Linked DNA regions of Mus musculus: region 1 is linked to region 2. The links are chromatin loops, found by intact Hi-C in ENCODE. Cell type or tissue: left cerebral cortex. All regions are shown on one strand.

What was found. Peaks named below come from ENCODE experiments on the same cell type or tissue, not always from the same donor. Only the 100,000 strongest peaks of a DNase experiment are listed, where the experiment ranks them.
Region 1: it touches region 2 in a loop (3-fold over the local background); 3 of 42 quality-filtered maps call a loop at or near these places.

Annotation. Positions count from the first base shown.
Region 1 is chr1:32,426,581-32,434,580 of GRCm38, forward strand. The region is part of intron 4 of Khdrbs2 (KH domain containing, RNA binding, signal transduction associated 2); the gene reads left to right. Among named protein-coding and RNA genes, the nearest start is that of Gm9839, 90 kb to the right of the region's middle. In left cerebral cortex, a CTCF peak has its summit at 4,320; DNase peaks (open chromatin) are centred at 2,024, 3,349 and 4,125; H3K27ac peaks cover 318 bases.
Region 2 is chr1:32,169,753-32,177,752 of GRCm38, forward strand. It overlaps Khdrbs2 (KH domain containing, RNA binding, signal transduction associated 2), which reads left to right and starts at 2,970. Exons shown (of 9, transcript NM_133235.3): 1 at 2,970-3,256. The coding sequence starts at 3,166. In left cerebral cortex, a CTCF peak has its summit at 4,944 (motif pointing right); DNase peaks (open chromatin) are centred at 2,936, 3,962, 4,178, 5,009 and 1 more place; H3K4me3 peaks cover 4,320 bases; H3K27ac peaks cover 3,159 bases.

The DNA of each region.
Region 1 (8,000 bases), 260 kb after region 2:
CAATACTATGGAGCATTAAAAGTACAGCATGGGAGAATGTATAAACATTCAAAACTAAAACTAGATATAAGAATGCTAAATTTGTCCTATGTTTTGAACTAAAATGTCCTATATTGAAAAAAGATAGGTCATTTTGCCTCAAAATGCCTGGGGACATTTGCAATAGAAAAGTAGTATTGCTCACAGTTATAAATTTAACTAAATGAATATTTTTATCTCATAATGAGGTAATTTTATCAATACCTTGCAGCAGATTTTTCACTTCCAAATTTCATTTTAGACATGCTATAAATACTCTATGAACTATAGTACATTTATAACATATTTCATCGAGCGATTTGGTCTATCCTAATATAAATCATATCACTTGATCTGAGTACAAGGAAAGAGAGTGTGTGAGTCTGAGTAAACATGAGAATTTATTTACTCAAAATTCTGCAGGTTCTACTTAGGGATATATGCATTCCAAAGTTGTATATAATAACAACAGTTAATGAAAAAAGAGGCTATAAATTTCTAAGAGATTGAGGATGGATATATGGTAGGGCTTCTGGGGAGAAAAAGGAAAGGGGAATTATGTGATCATGTTATAATCTTAACAAAAAAGAAGAAGAAGAAAAAAAGGAATGTCAATATAGTTATTTATAATTGCAATAGCCCCATTGTTTCCTAGTCTCTTCTGCAATAAGGGGCTTACCTTATACTCTGAAAAGGAACATTTACCACAGTCCAAAACATCTACATTGACAATTTTCATTTACTCATATCTGACTCTTTGAAAATAATAGGTAATTGTTAGATATCACAGAGGAAGGAGGCTATCCTAACTTAGGACCAGAGCATTTGCTTTAGGATAGCAAATCTGCCTCTAGTTCACATCTAGCCTGTCTTGGATATGTCAGACATTCATACTTTCTACTCATGCTTTGCCTGATGGAAAATGAGATTTTCAGGGAGGGAAGCAACTGTGGAAAGTAAGGACAAACTACACATGAAACATCTCCTACCTCCCAGTTGTTTTATTGTCTATTGTAACATTTAGATGGTAGAAAGAGCAGGTGTGTCTAATGTATCTCCAACTTCCTCCCAGGCCCAGTGTAGGCTGCATCAAGCATCTGGAACCAAGTCTTCTTTCTTCTTCAAGACTCTCATGGATTCAGATCAAGAGTAGTGAGTCTTGCCTCGGCAACATTTGCTTTGAAGGCACTTAGGTGCTGGCCCACTATAAACCCTAAAGTCTTACTGAGAAGGTAAGAGACCCTACTGGTCTCCATTTGATTTGAGTTCAGCATCCCTTTCTATATTTTTTTCCATCACAAATCTAAGTAGACAACATCAAACTCTTCTGTTAAAAACAGTAACAGTACTTACTATACCCTGAGCAGAGGGTGTTAATGTGACTAATAATATGATCAATAAATTCTGCAAAACATAAATTGTCATTTATGAATTACATATAAATGAATATGAATTGCACTGTAATATGAAACATTAAAACATCTCAATATTTGCAAGCATCTGGAATTTTTGCCATATACAGAAATAAAATCTACAGGTACATTTCTGAAGATTTTTTTTTTCATCTTGCAGTCAGACTATTTTTACCTAAACACCTGCATAGAAATCTGTTTAAGCAATTTTTCCTTGAAATAGACTTCTGCCACTATTGCATGGCTCATTCATCTGTTATTTATGTTATGACTAGGGTGTCAGCATCACTTGAAAGCTAGACCAAAACAATGATTCCTTAATTTATTTCCTGGTAGCTGGATGCCTGTAAATCACATTAGCTAATTAAATTCAACAGTAGTTACTTTAAAACATTCAAAAACAATCCAATCACAGCAAGTAATAATAGACTGTGAGTTTCAAGAGACTAGTTTGTTTTTCACAAACATCTGCTTTTAGAAATCAAAAAGCTGAGGAAGAGCAGGCTTGTGTTAGCAGGCTGTGCTAGGAGGTGGGGGTGTGCAATGATGAAGCTGAGCTACTTGCCAAGAGTCTGTACTGTAACTTCATGATATTGAAAGCAGGCTGGATTAGAGTCTCCAAGCACCATGGTGGCACAAACGTCAGCCTGACATCTGTCAGCTTCCATGCCTTCTGTCTCAAAAGAATAGGCACTTACAATAGGAACCACTAAAGGATATTCACCTGAAATTTCATAGTTTCTATTATATTGTTCCACAATTTCTACAGTATGTGCAAGTTTTGAAGTGTCATTTGACTTTACCCTTGATCATCTCCACAAATGACCCCATGTATAAATGAACTGAATGGCAGGTCAAAGTGGTGAAATACTTTGTATTGCAGTTTACTAAAGAGCAGGGGTTACAGACAGGAGCCCAGAGTCCACTGTAAGTCTCATCACAGAGTAAAAGAGTCAACTGGAGAAAGAGTTGGACATAGGACACAACTCGCATCTTAAAAGTGGCCTTTTCCTTAGTGGAAAAAGAATGTGAATAGCTAGACATTAAGCAGAAATAAACAGCATTTTCTTCACCCTTGGTGATTAAAAATAGTTTAGAAATCATTCTAATGCAGAGCCTGTAAGAGCTACGGTCTCTTGTTGTCCAGAAAAAAGCTGTACACTTAGATCTCACAGTGTCCTTAAATAGTCTTTAAAATCAACCTGGAGAAGGAAAAGACACATACCCCGAAATGAACGAATTAGAGAACTTTCTTTAATGTAGAATATGGCATTCAGTTGATATCTTGTGGATAATTCACTCCACAGTGTGGGCAAAAGAAAAGAAGTAATGTGGGCTAAGACCTTCAGAAACACAGCCTTCAGTATGCTGCCACCTATCAAGCTGTATCATTTTAGTCTGTAAAAGAACTCTCAAAATAAACTGCTTTCTATTTTATTTTATTTATTTATTCATTTATTCTATTTTATTTTAGTGCTGAAAACTGAACCCAGGGCCTTGTTTATGCCTAGCAAACACTACCCCACTGAGCCACAACTGCAGCATCTCTACTAACCTCTAGAGCCTAGCTTTCTCCTCCTTAACCCAGCCCTCCCTCCCAAGGCTCAGGGCTCTTTGTGAAAGTAGGAACAGAATGTTTGTAAAAGCCATAAACACACTAGTGTTTTCTGGACACGCCATGGCATGTGCACTTAGGAACTCTCATGAGTCATGATAGAGTAAACAAGGTCTGTGCAAGCTCAAGACAGACAAAACCCAGGCATGGAGTGGGAAGTTGTTCATAAAGCCCCACTCCTGTTGAAGCCCTGGTGACAGTTGCCAGCTGCAGAAAGGAGAGTTGGGTTTGGGTCAGTGTGTGACACTTCCAAGGATGGCTCAGCACCCATGTGTAGATACCAAGGAGCACATATTGGCCTGGATAAGTTGGGGAGAAAGCAAGAAAAAAGGAGGGCATGAAGTTGGGTAGGCAGAGTGAGTTGCTGGCTCAGAAGAACTTGGAGGATGTAAAATGAGTGTTGTCAAGATGTGTTGCATGGAATGCACAAAGTGCAGAAAATATTTGAAGATCATTTTAGAACATTCATTAGGCCCAGTATCTTTCTATCCAGAAGGTTTCTTCATTCCTTCTCTACAGACTTTTGAGACTCTAGTCATCATAGGACTAGCTCATAGGAATGTCATAGGAATAGTTCAGCATTGAAGAGGGCTTTGGAAACGATGGTATAAAGACCTTCATACCAGGTCTTTACTTCATACAATACATTCATCTATATTCACAGATGTTATCGAGTTGTATCTATTTGTATTATCATAACATATCCCATCACACCAAGTGTTGTATGTTGTAATTGCCCTAAATGGTGACTACATTCCATACTGCGGCATTGTCATTAGAATCTTGGATCACATGTTTCTACCTCCCCACTTGATTCAGTCTGTTGGTTTCCTCATCTTTCCCCCGTCTGGGCTCTGATGTCACTCTTCCACAGTGAATCCTTCCCTCAGAAACAAATTTGAACAGCATCCGGCCCACAATTCCGGGTCATTTTGTATCTTTTTCTTATTATTTTTCTTCAAATTAGCCCTGAGATTTATAGTCGGCTTCCTCTTAGTGAGCAGTTCAATCCAGTGGCATCTGCTTTATGCATTGACTACCACCAGCATCAGTTCCAGGACTGGCTACAGAAAGCACTCCATAAATAACTGTGCATGAGTCAGTGAGTGAACACACTATTGGCTGCATGGGTAACTGCAGGAAGGTCCATTTTAGGACACTTAGCATAGCATGATGCAGAGTTCATCTTTGAGAAGATCACAGGGGAGTTCTGCACTGCTGCTTCACCTCCAAGGTGTTGAGTCCAGGCCCAGGAATTACTGAAGAGAAAACTGTAGTCAGTTCTCACTCAGTCCAGCAGGACACCAAAAGGCCTTTATCCTATATCCAGCTGGTAGGATCCCCTGGTTGTGTTTCCAAGTGCAGGCTCCTTGCATTCTACGCTAGAAACAATATATAGTGTGTTTATTTCCTATTATCCTCAGTCGGGATATCTTAGTGCATCTTGTTGTAATGAGTGTGATTGCTTTAAAAATAAATTTGTATAGCAAATGAATAAATAATAAATAAATTAAATAATATAAAATATTAAATAAATAAAACAAATAAATGAATAATAAATCTATAACAAATGTATTAAAATATTCAGAAAAATGTTTTTAACTGGATTTTACACTTTAGATTGGAAAACTTGTTTCTTGCTGAAATGTAGCAATATAACCCTGTTTGTTTATATATATATATATATATATATATATATATATATATATATATATATATATATATAAAACCAATATAAGCTCATGGGTTTTCATTGATCTTAAACCCAATGTTTGATTCTCTTGTTTCTAAAATGGATGACTTTTTTTGATCTTCCCATGTAAAACTAACAAACTATATGTAATTGTGACTGCTAACAGTTGGTTAGTTGGATAAAAAAAAATTGCAGATAATACGATTACTCTGTGTTACTTCACACTAGCTAAACATCTGAATATGCATACTTGTAATTTCTCCAAAAACCACCAGAAGGGGCCAGATGTTTATTATCTTTCTCACATCACACTTTAACATCTAGGTTTAAAAACTTTTTGTAACAGTGATTCAAAACTAATTTCTGAAGGGCCTAGCTATTAGCTTTGTGTGTTTTGTTTCATGACATAAAGAATTATCACAGTGCCTTTGTTGTAATGTTTTTCTTAAAGAAAACAGCAAAATTACAAATATAGAAAGGTTTTATTTTTGTTTTATTTTTAGCAAATTTGCATGCAAATTTCTTCTTTATGAAAAAGTTACATCCATTACTTTATCCATGTTATTTTGACTATGAATTTAGTTTATAATTAGTAGGAATTTTCAGAATTAAAATTTGTTTCTCAAACAATTCCATCCAATATTATATGCCAAGTGGATTTGTCCACATATAATTTCTCTGTCAATTGATATTTGCTCCATTTAATAATGGCTCTTCTGAGTCAATGCTGTTTATGTCATGTGATGGCCATTCATCATTTACCTGAAGCTTTATTATGATTTTGTTATCACATATGTGAAAATATTAACATAATTCAGAAATATTAACAGAAGATATTCAGAAAATATTAACAGAAGCATTTAACAAATGAAATATGTTGTTTTTCTGTCAATTTAATGACAATACAAAGGAACAAGTTAAATAATCTTATAAACGAACTAAAATATGATGATTGATTACAAACTATTTGACCCTGGTGTTTTCTCTGCTACTTATTGATAACTCTGAGAGTTTTCAATGGTTTTTAGGTGAGAGCCCCATAAATCATTTTTCAGAGTTGAGTACCTCTTGTTGGATCTCTCTGTATCAATAGAATCAGGTTAGTAGAGGGCAACATTCTGACAGAGGGCCTGGAGAATATCCAAAGATTTTAGAACTAAAGGCCACCTATGGCCAATGAAATTATTGGAATAAAAGGGAAAGAAATAATACAATAAGCCCAGATGAAGAAGCAAGTCACATCTGGGAAGGGTTATCTGTGAGGGAAAATACTTAAATAGGGCATTTTATAGAGAAAGAGTCTGGATCCTGAAGCAAACCTCATAGATCCAAGAGACCAAGCCAGGGGCCTGAAAGATGCCTGACAAGACTTAGAGACAGAGATGAAGATAATGAGCATAGGTCCTAACCAGTTTCACAGAGAGGTCTTGACAAAGATACACCATTTTCTACAAAAATGGATTTTAGTTATTTAAAAAAATAGTGAAATCAGAGACCCATCTTATATCTTTGGAAAAGGAGAAGCACACATATAGTTTGGAATATAAAAGAACAGAAGCAGGCCAAGACATTCTGACAGCAGCATTTAGACAGTGTTAGTATGTTCTTCTAGGCCTAAGATTTGTCATGCAGTTAGTGTGTCTGCTCATAAGGATGCCTTTGCATCCAGACAGCATTTGTGGTGAACTCAATCCTCTATTGCATCTGTCTATCCCATAATTGTCTTCATATTTTCACTTTCACTTGATAGATTCTACATCTTGCATTTGATATTTTACACTTCATCTTGTTATATAATTCAGAACAATGGAAGTATCACAAAAAAAAACCCATAGACTATACAATCTGTTGAAACCTTTAAATGACTTTCCTATTAACTTTTCCAATTTCCATGCCAAAATTGTTTCTATCGATATTTTAATTTCATGTGAGCTGAATGACAGGAAATAAACTGATTTCAGCAGATGGTTGCCACAAACTACATACTGAATTTCAGAACCGGTATACAGAACTCTGTAGCTTGGCAGTATGTGGTAGATTATTTTACTGCTAGTTAATGCCAAAGGAAATATGGCTGAAATGTGTGTGTTTTCAATTTAATTTATTCTCTGATTTTATTAACAGCTACTAGGCTTGGTTTACTTGTGTCTGTTTTATATCCATAAAAAAATCTAAATTAGAGAAGCTTTACAAGTCTGTGTTTCCTACTTGGTGTTAACTGAGATTTCATGACCTTTAAAGGACTATTGATAACTTTAAAAATAGTTTAAGGTATTTCTTTCAACAGGAAGTATGTGAGTGTGTGTGTGTGTGTATGTGTGTTATGTATCTGAGTACACTATCACTGTCTTCAGACCTATTAGAAGAGGACATAGGATCCCATTACAGATGGTTGTGAGCAACAATGTGGTTGCAGGGAATTGAACTCTGGAGTTCTGGAAGAGGAGTCAGTGCTCTTAACCACTGATCCATCTCTCCTGCTTGCCTTTATAATTTTTATCCTAAGTCAATATTTTTCATTCTGGATTCTCTTTTCAGCAACTCCCCGTGAAGTACAAGGCAGTATTATCTGCCAAGTGTGAGGGTTGAAGAATGGAGAAATATGAAAGACAGGATGTGAGCAGTAGAGAGTCTAGTCAGTCTCACATAAGAAGGACCAGTTGTTGAAATGGAAACAGTTTATGCTGTGGTAGTGCCACAGAATGTACAATGCATTCTTTCTGTCAAGAGTAACTCAAACAGAGTTGTTGTAATAGTTCATTTTAGTTAGTAAAAACCTAGAGCATTGAGGCACTACAACTTGGCTTGTATTTATGAGTGCTTTTCCAGAAAGAGTTAATGGCTAGGGGAAGATGTTCTTGAACATTGTTGTGGGCTGAACAGAAAGAGACAAGGATGATTTTTTGGTTGTTTGTTTTTTGTTTTTTGTTTTTGTTTTTGACGCTTCCAGAATCTGCTCAGAGATGAGCATGCTGTCTCCTTCTGCCATAACCATAACCTGATCCTACTACTATACCATCATCCGTACCATGATTGGCTTTGTGGTCTGAATAAATCCTCTCCTACACTGCTTTTGTTATGTATGTTGTGAGAGTACCATAAGATGTATCTAATAGAGATGCTCACAGGCAGAGATCCCAAGTTGGGTTTTTGTCAGGCTCAGACAAAGAGACAAGAATATTAAAGGCATTATCAAGAGCATCCTGTGAATTGTAGACCATAGGGCAATGCTCAGTAGAATAGACAATAAAGACAGATGGCA
Region 2 (8,000 bases):
AGCAAAACATTAATCAGTTAACATTTCAATTCTCAATTATATTAGACAATACATCTACTCATTAGAATTCTAAACAGTGATTATACACATGGAGGACAGTTGTCTCCATATTATTGTACAAATTACTAATTTCTGCCAATTTTGTTAATCTGTCATCCTTCCTTGCTTGCTTCTTTCTTTCTTTTCCTGTTTCCTTCTTTCTTTTCCCTTCCTTCCTTCCTTCCTTCCTTCCTTCCTTCCTTCCTTCCTTCCTTCCTTCCTTCCTTCCTTCCTTCCTTCCTCCCTCCCTCCCTCCCTCCCTCCCTCCCTCCCTCTTTCTTTCTTTCTTTCTTTCTTTCTTTCTTTCTTTCTTTCTTTCTTTCTTTCTTTCTTTCTTTCTTTTCTATTTCCTTCCTTCCTTCCCTCCCTCCCTCCCTCCCTCTCCTTCCTTCCTCTCTCTCTCTCTCTCTCTCTCTCTCTCTCTCTCTCTCTCTCTCTCTCTCTTTCTTTCTTTCTTTCTTTCTTTCTCCTTCCTTCTTTCTTTGTATGCATTTCTGTGAGTTGACTCACCTGTGAGTACTTAGGGGCCAGAAGAGAAGACAACCCTGTCCTTTATTTACTCCTTTGAAGGAATGTCCCTCCCCCCACCCTAAATATGTGGCTCATCCTTTCTCAGCTAGTCCAGAAGGGAGGTAGCTTTGGTGATCCTCTTGTGTTTGCCCACTGTAGAGATGACATTACAGGCATTTGGGGGAAACTAAGCTTGCTATGAGGGTGAGAGAAACCAGTCTTCATAACAGGGAAACAAGTCCTCTTGATGACTGGTCTATCTGTCCAGATTGTTATTGTGAATGTGTTCTGTGGCCGTGTGTTATACAAAGGTTGATTGAAACAATGAAGGAAGTACAAATGCTTTAACTTATTTAATAATTTATAATGTGTATATCCCACTAGTGTGGCAAGATAAGCTGAATAAATTTCTTGGATGTTCATAGGATATGTAAAAGAAATAAATATGTGTCTTCTACATTCACCACAGAACATATTCTGTAGAATATGTGCCTTATGCATCATTTGGATACTAATTGACTTGTGACATTTTTCTTAATAAACCACTTTTGAAATAATGGTACAATAAGCAAAATTGAATCTTAAATTGTCTTTCAGGACTAGAACTCAGGTTGAAAATCAATTAAGGTATGATTGAGTCTTCCTAGCATCAGAAGAGGGAAGCATATAAATAGTTATAATTTATTTATGTATAACCACACATATTCTATTCAACAATAATTTATTTATAGGTTATCAATTTATTTACATTTGTATTTATAAGATAAAATATTTAATGCACAGTTTTGATGGCCTCAAAATATATGAGTCAGGGGAGAACGCAGTGATTTGGAGTCACCTACTGGGAACATATGGATTTGAATGTGGATGAGGGCACCCCTCCAGGGTATTTGGGTTTTTGCCTTTGGTTGCTAATCCTCTGGAGGTGAATAATAAGAATATTGGTTTCTAAGGGTCAATATAGCTTATTTTTATTTTGTGATGTCCATTATGTACTAAATACACAAAGTACTCTACAGATTAGGATTATGTGTAGTCTAGTATTATTTCTGACATTTGTCATGTGTTTCTGGTTCTCTTTGTCATCACTCATTAGAAAGCATCCCCGTGAGAGAAAACACAACACAGTATGTCTATCTCATTTGGCAATTATTCAAGTCCAGTCTCTAGACCCTTTTCAATACTTTTAAACACTAATTGGATGTATGCACAGTCTAAAAGTGTCTAGCATATGGGAGAGTAGGGTAAACCCTGCTGTCTGAAGCTTCATACTACTTACATTTGAATTTTAGCCTCAGCTTTAGCATAGCTATGAGGTATATTACACCGACTACAGAAGCAAAACCTGGTATCTCTGGGTTGCTCAGTGTTTTTCTGAGCTGGAGTGAGTTATCTCATGGATGTGAAACATGTTAACTTTTTAAAATGTCATACAAAAATCAATATAACATCCTAATTTCACCTAAAATAAATACTTAGGTAACACTGTGGACAGAATAAGAGAAATTAGGAAACTCCCAGCAGGTTTTATATACTGGGAAAGTTGTCCCAGGTGAATGGGTGGTAGAAATATTGACAAGGGATTGTTTGGGAAAAGATAATTTTAAAGAAAGAATCATTTCATTTTAAGTAGACAAGGTACAGCTCAGGGGTCCCATCTGGAAGGGAAGGGTACCTCCCTTATCCCTCCTTCCTTGGCGATGATTCTTGTGGGTAAAATACTCATTTAAATAAAGGTGGGGCATATACAAAGTAGTTCAGCAGCATTCCCATGGCAGCGAAAGAGACCCTGATGTCTAAAATAGGAGAACATCAGAGCGACAGAAGTTAGGCATCATCTAGCTTCTTTCATTCACAATTCTCCCCGCTAAGTTTACACAGTGAGTGAATTTTGCACCATAAGAATGGGTGGATCCCTAGAACTAATTCTGTATCACGGGCAAGGTACACTGGAAGCGTTTTGCTCTACTACAGAATCCAGGCACTTCTTCATTTGTACATTAGTGGACATCCTTCTGCCCCAAGATATAGGTCATGGGAAACACAGCCCACATTTTGTCTCAGATTTCCAACCTTGCCCAAGAGTCTGCGATCATCCAGGGGAGAGACACCTGTGCCTTGGAGACCTAGGTGAAGTGCTCAGCCTCTGTGCTCATGGGGCACACATTCTTGCTCTCTCATCCTCGTGCCTGCCTGGCAGCCCGCACCCACTCCACAGCACTGGCCAGGCCTGAGAACACGGCGGGCTAAGGCGGCCAGGAGAGTGCGCTTGCACTTCGCACACCCCTCCCCTCCGCAGCAGCCTCCTGCCACTCAGGCGACTCGACTTGCGGCCCCGCCCAATGATAGTCCATAGTCTCCGCGTGCGCCCCGCCCTCGGACCCCGCTTCCAATAGGAAGCCGGCGGGGTTGGGCCGCACGGGCATCCTCTCCAGCTGAGGCCACGGCCGGAGCCTGGCTGGGGCGCGGGAGAGGCAGGTACCAGCGCGGTCTGCGCAGCCCCAGGCGCTAGAGCTGCGCTCTACGGTGGAAGAACGGTTCCCGGGGGAGCCAGGGACCAAGGCGTCGGAGCGGGCGGAAATTGCGCCTGACCGGGCACGGTCCGAAGTCCGCGCTATGGGAGAAGAGAAATACTTGCCTGAGCTGATGGCAGAGAAGGATAGCCTGGATCCATCTTTTGTGCACGCGTCGCGCCTTCTGGCGGAAGGTAGGACCGGCTGGGCTCCTGCCAGCCCCGGCAAGGCGAAGTTGGGGAGGGCAATCTCTCAGCTGGGCAGAAACTGTCCCTGAGAGCCCTTTCCTAATGCAGGAGGCACAGTGCTGGATGCCTGGCTCCTCGGAGGCTCAATTAGCCCTGAGGTCTAATGGCAGAGTGATGCGACCTGTTAGGGTCCTGGACAGGGAAACTAGCAAGTGTCAGGTGATCCACCGGGACCTTGTTACTTTGCAGAAGCCAGCAAAATCAGTTCAGGAGTAAATGCGATCCATGGAGTGTTCTGAGAGTATCTTGGTCACAGATTAACGTTATTATATATTTATTTATTTATAATATATATTTTTCCTTCTGCGTTTCAAAGTGATTTTGATAGCTTTTAATAGGTATTTTCCCTGGAAAGTCTTAGAATTATTCAACAATAAAGTATGCATGTTCGTATATTTATGTGAGCGTGGTAAGCAGAGGCTAAAGTGCTTATAAATGTAATCGAAACGTGATGATTGGGTACTATGCAAGATACTGGTCCCTAGGAACGCTCCATAATTGATCAACTGATTTTTAAACCAGGTGTGCGTTTTCTTTTGTGTACCTGTGATGTAGCAGAGATTCAGTTCCCAGAGGAACATCTATGTCTTGCCTTTTGCATTGCTTTGAAAGGTCGTTTGAAAAAAAAGGTACACATGAAAACTTCTCCGTCAGAAATATTAACCCAATATAGTTCCATATATGTGAAACAATGGTAGCAACTGAAGACATCCAGGATACCTGGTACCCTGCACTCTCCTATTTAACACAACTGCAGAATTTTTAGATGAATGTTTTATTAATAATGAAGTGCTTCATCATCAAACTGGCTAGAGTGTAGCTTTGTAGCCTGAGGTCTTACCCACTAGAAGAATCAGTGACATCTTTCTCTCAGCATGCCCCTCAGCATTAAGATACTTTTGAGATTTACTTGTGTATCATAGAAAGATTTTTACTCCTCATACGATTCAGAGACATTAGATGCATTTTGGCATTTTTAGTGGTTGCTATTTATTATAACCTATAATAACAAAGTATCTCATGAAAGACTGCCAGGAAAAAATGTGGAATGTGAAATACTTATCCTGTTTTCAAGGGAAAAGCTGGCTTTGTAGAGTAGTTAGGCAGTGAAATGCAATCATGTTTACCACTACCTAATAATCAAGTCATAATAAATTAAACTGAAATACTAAAGTTACGAACAGTACTCTTCTCTCCTGTTGGAGAGCAACTGCATATTGGAAAATAATGACTCAATAAACATGAACAGATTTAAAATGTGTTCTTTGATTTGTTTGCTTCAGTCAGTTCTTCAGAAGTATTTCCATTCAGTGTACAATGAAAGAAGATTCAAAATCTTCTCTGACCTGGAGCTCTCTTTGGGACAGATGGCTCAATAATTAGCTCATTTAATAATTTAATAATTTAATAATTAGCTCAATTAATGTGTATTAATTGTATTTCTAAAACTTACAGAACTAAGAGATGTAGATAAAAGTCTTACCAGGGTGAGATGCATGAGTATTTTTGACCAGTAAAAGAGTTAGGAGACCACGAAGTATCTGGTTTCCTGCTGATTTTTTCTTTCCCAAACACTAGATTTCTTCAGATTTAGGAAATCATTCTAATGTACCTTGTAATTTAATTTTTTCCCAGCAGGGGGAAGCATGGCCTGCTTTTGTAATGGGTTATTTTAAAAAGCTCAGGACTAGAAAGGCATCTCAGTAAGAAACAAAGAGGGTGCCTAAATTTCAGAGAATTCCTAATGAGAAAAGAGAGAAAGAGAAGGAAAGAGGTGGCGGCAGTAATCCTAGAGTAGTCAGATAGTTCCATAAAAAGATGCACAGGGCCGCCATCACTTCTGTAACTGTACACATGCTTACTAGAGTGTAAGGTAAGCGTGCTTTGGAGTCTCAGCGAATCATAATGCACATGTTGCATTATAGATTTTTTTCCATTGTCTTCTCAAAGGCCATTTGTGAGGGTTTCTAGGATCACTGTAGAGATTTTATTTCTCATACCTGGAAATGCTGCGTTTGAAGGCATCGGCTATAAATAAACCTGACACAGATACTCAAATGGAAGGAAAGTGCACACTGGAGTGCATGTCAGCAGTGCTGGGCAGACAGTCTTGAGACTGAGGGGGGCAGTAAGAATGATCTAGATGATTCCATTCTTTGGAATGAGTTTCGAGAGGCAGAGATATAAAGCAGGGAGCTCTCACAATGGCTTACTTTGCTTTCTGGTTAGTGATAGATACCAGCCTCTCCTTAGTTGTGCCTGCTTCTTTAAGCGTACAAGGCTGTGGGGCTTTGAATAACTTTTGTTGTTGTTCTTTTCATTGTATTTTATTTCATTTCTTTCTGTTTTGTATTTTCAGTAGGGGTCATACAAAAATAATTAAAAGACAATAATTTATGATTTTGACTATTAGTTATAGCAGATTTTGAATAATATGTGTTAAGGGGTTTGTATAATGCATAACTTCCCTGCTGTAATTACAGTTTTATGTAGTTGGCCATTTGTTATGGAAGGTGTTTCTGAATCTGCTCACGGGACAAACCCAGCATGATTCTGAAAGTTCTGGCGCAGGTCGGATTCTGCTTTAGCCTTGGAGTCACATGAGGCTATTTGTATCTATGCTACCTTAATTTGATTCCATGCTTATTTAGCCGAATTTTGTAAGTTTTCCTTCCCTGGTCCCAGTTTTCTTGTCTCAAAGAAAATAGTGAGACTAGGAGATCCTAATGTTTCCAGAATTCTTATTCACTCCCAGATGCCCTCTGCTGAGAAGAGTGATGTTTTCGGATTCTGAACAGAAAAAAAAAAAAAAGAAAGAAAGAAAGAAAGAAAAAAGTCAATAGCTGAACATTTTTGGTATTTTTCCATTCCTTCCCAGTATAAGTAAATATAGTAATAATACATTTCTTTCACCATAGCATGATTTGAGGCATGTACACGATGCTGTATAGTGGAGACAGATTCATGCTCTTAATTCTATTGAACTACTTTGAAGGCTTGGGTCTTGTATGTGAAGTACCTGTGTGAACATATGCTTGTTTTTGATTGAACATGCTGGGTGGCAGATTCATACTTCTTGATTCAATTGCAGCATTTAATACTTTCTGAAGTATTATTCAATTCAAGTAAAGATGATTCAGACAAGGCTTTCTACTCTGCATTCTTCACAAATATTAACGGATTAACCAATGTTTTAGCTAATTAGTGGGGAGGAAAAATCAAAGATTAACAAAATAGTTTTGAGCTACTCTAGGACTCTTGGTGACAGACTTGGCCTGACAACTGTAGTTAACCTTTATGTTTACAGATGCATATGGGTTTTTAAGTGTGGGAAGATGGCATCCATTTGTATTTATCACAAATGATAACGTATCAAAACCGAGCTGGATTTAAATTCTCAGTAAGGATCACTTTAAAATTTAGATCATATTCCCTAAATGTTCTCCGCAGAGCCAGGCACAATGGTTAAGTCATGGAACTTATCGACCCTATGCCTAAAATCATCTTCTGGCTAAGAAAAAAAAATCTACTCATGCAACTATTTCAGTGGACTTTCCTCTTGATGAATCTAATGTTTTTTTTTTTTTCCTCTCTGTTGATATTGTATAATCCTATTTACATTTTGAAAATAAAAACAAACATGGGCATAGATTAAATTCTTGATATCTTCAGTCTGCAGTCTAACCAATGAATAACGTAGTAAAACAATGCGTTTTAGCAATGAACAATCTGGTACTGAGTACTGACCCCTGCACAGGCTGCGCTGACGCGAAGATGCGTCTGCTTTCCTGTATGGTACTCTTTTTTTTTTTTTTTTTTCCTATCTGTAAAATGGGAAATGCAATGCGGATCAGAGAGACAATTTGAGGTAAGTATTTTTGCTTACAGTAAGAAGGGGAGAATTTTATATAAATATAAGAAACACATTTCTTTAGCATTTGAACATGTCTGCTTAACCACATTTGAGACTGGATTTGATAAGAATAGGAAAATAATTCCTACTTTGCTATTTGAATCAATGCTGAATAAAAATTTAACTCATAAACAAAATGAGAAAACAGATTTTCATGATTGCAGGGAGAGATTTTTTTTTAATGCCCCTTCCCATCAATGGTTACTTCTCAGGCTAGTTTTTTTTTTTTTCTTTTCTTTTCTTTTTTCTTTCAATGATGACATCAGATCTCATCAAGCATCTTCAGCTTACAATGCCTTCCCACTTAGCAGCTTCCTGGGTCTCTGTGTATATGCTCTGTTGTGTTCCTTACTTCCTACCACATTCAGATTACATGCCCTTCACATACAGACTTCCTATTCATGCTTCCATACTCCATGTCCATCTGACATACAGACCCCCTACCCTCACATGCAGACCCCCATGCTCATCCTAACAGGCAGATCCCATGGCCATCATCACATGAAGATCTCATGTTCATCCTCACATGTAGATTTTAATTGGGCTTACTTCTGTAAACAGACACATGACCAAGGCAACTCTTATAAGGACAACATTATTTGGGGCTGGTTTATAGGTTCAGAGGTTCGGTCCATTATCATCAAGGTGGAAGCATGGGAGCATCTAAGTAGGCATGGTGCAGGAGCAGCTGAGAGTCCTACATCTTCATCTGAAGGCTGCTAGTGGGACTGACAGCAGCTAGGAAGAGGGTCTGAAGCCCATGCCCACAGTGACACA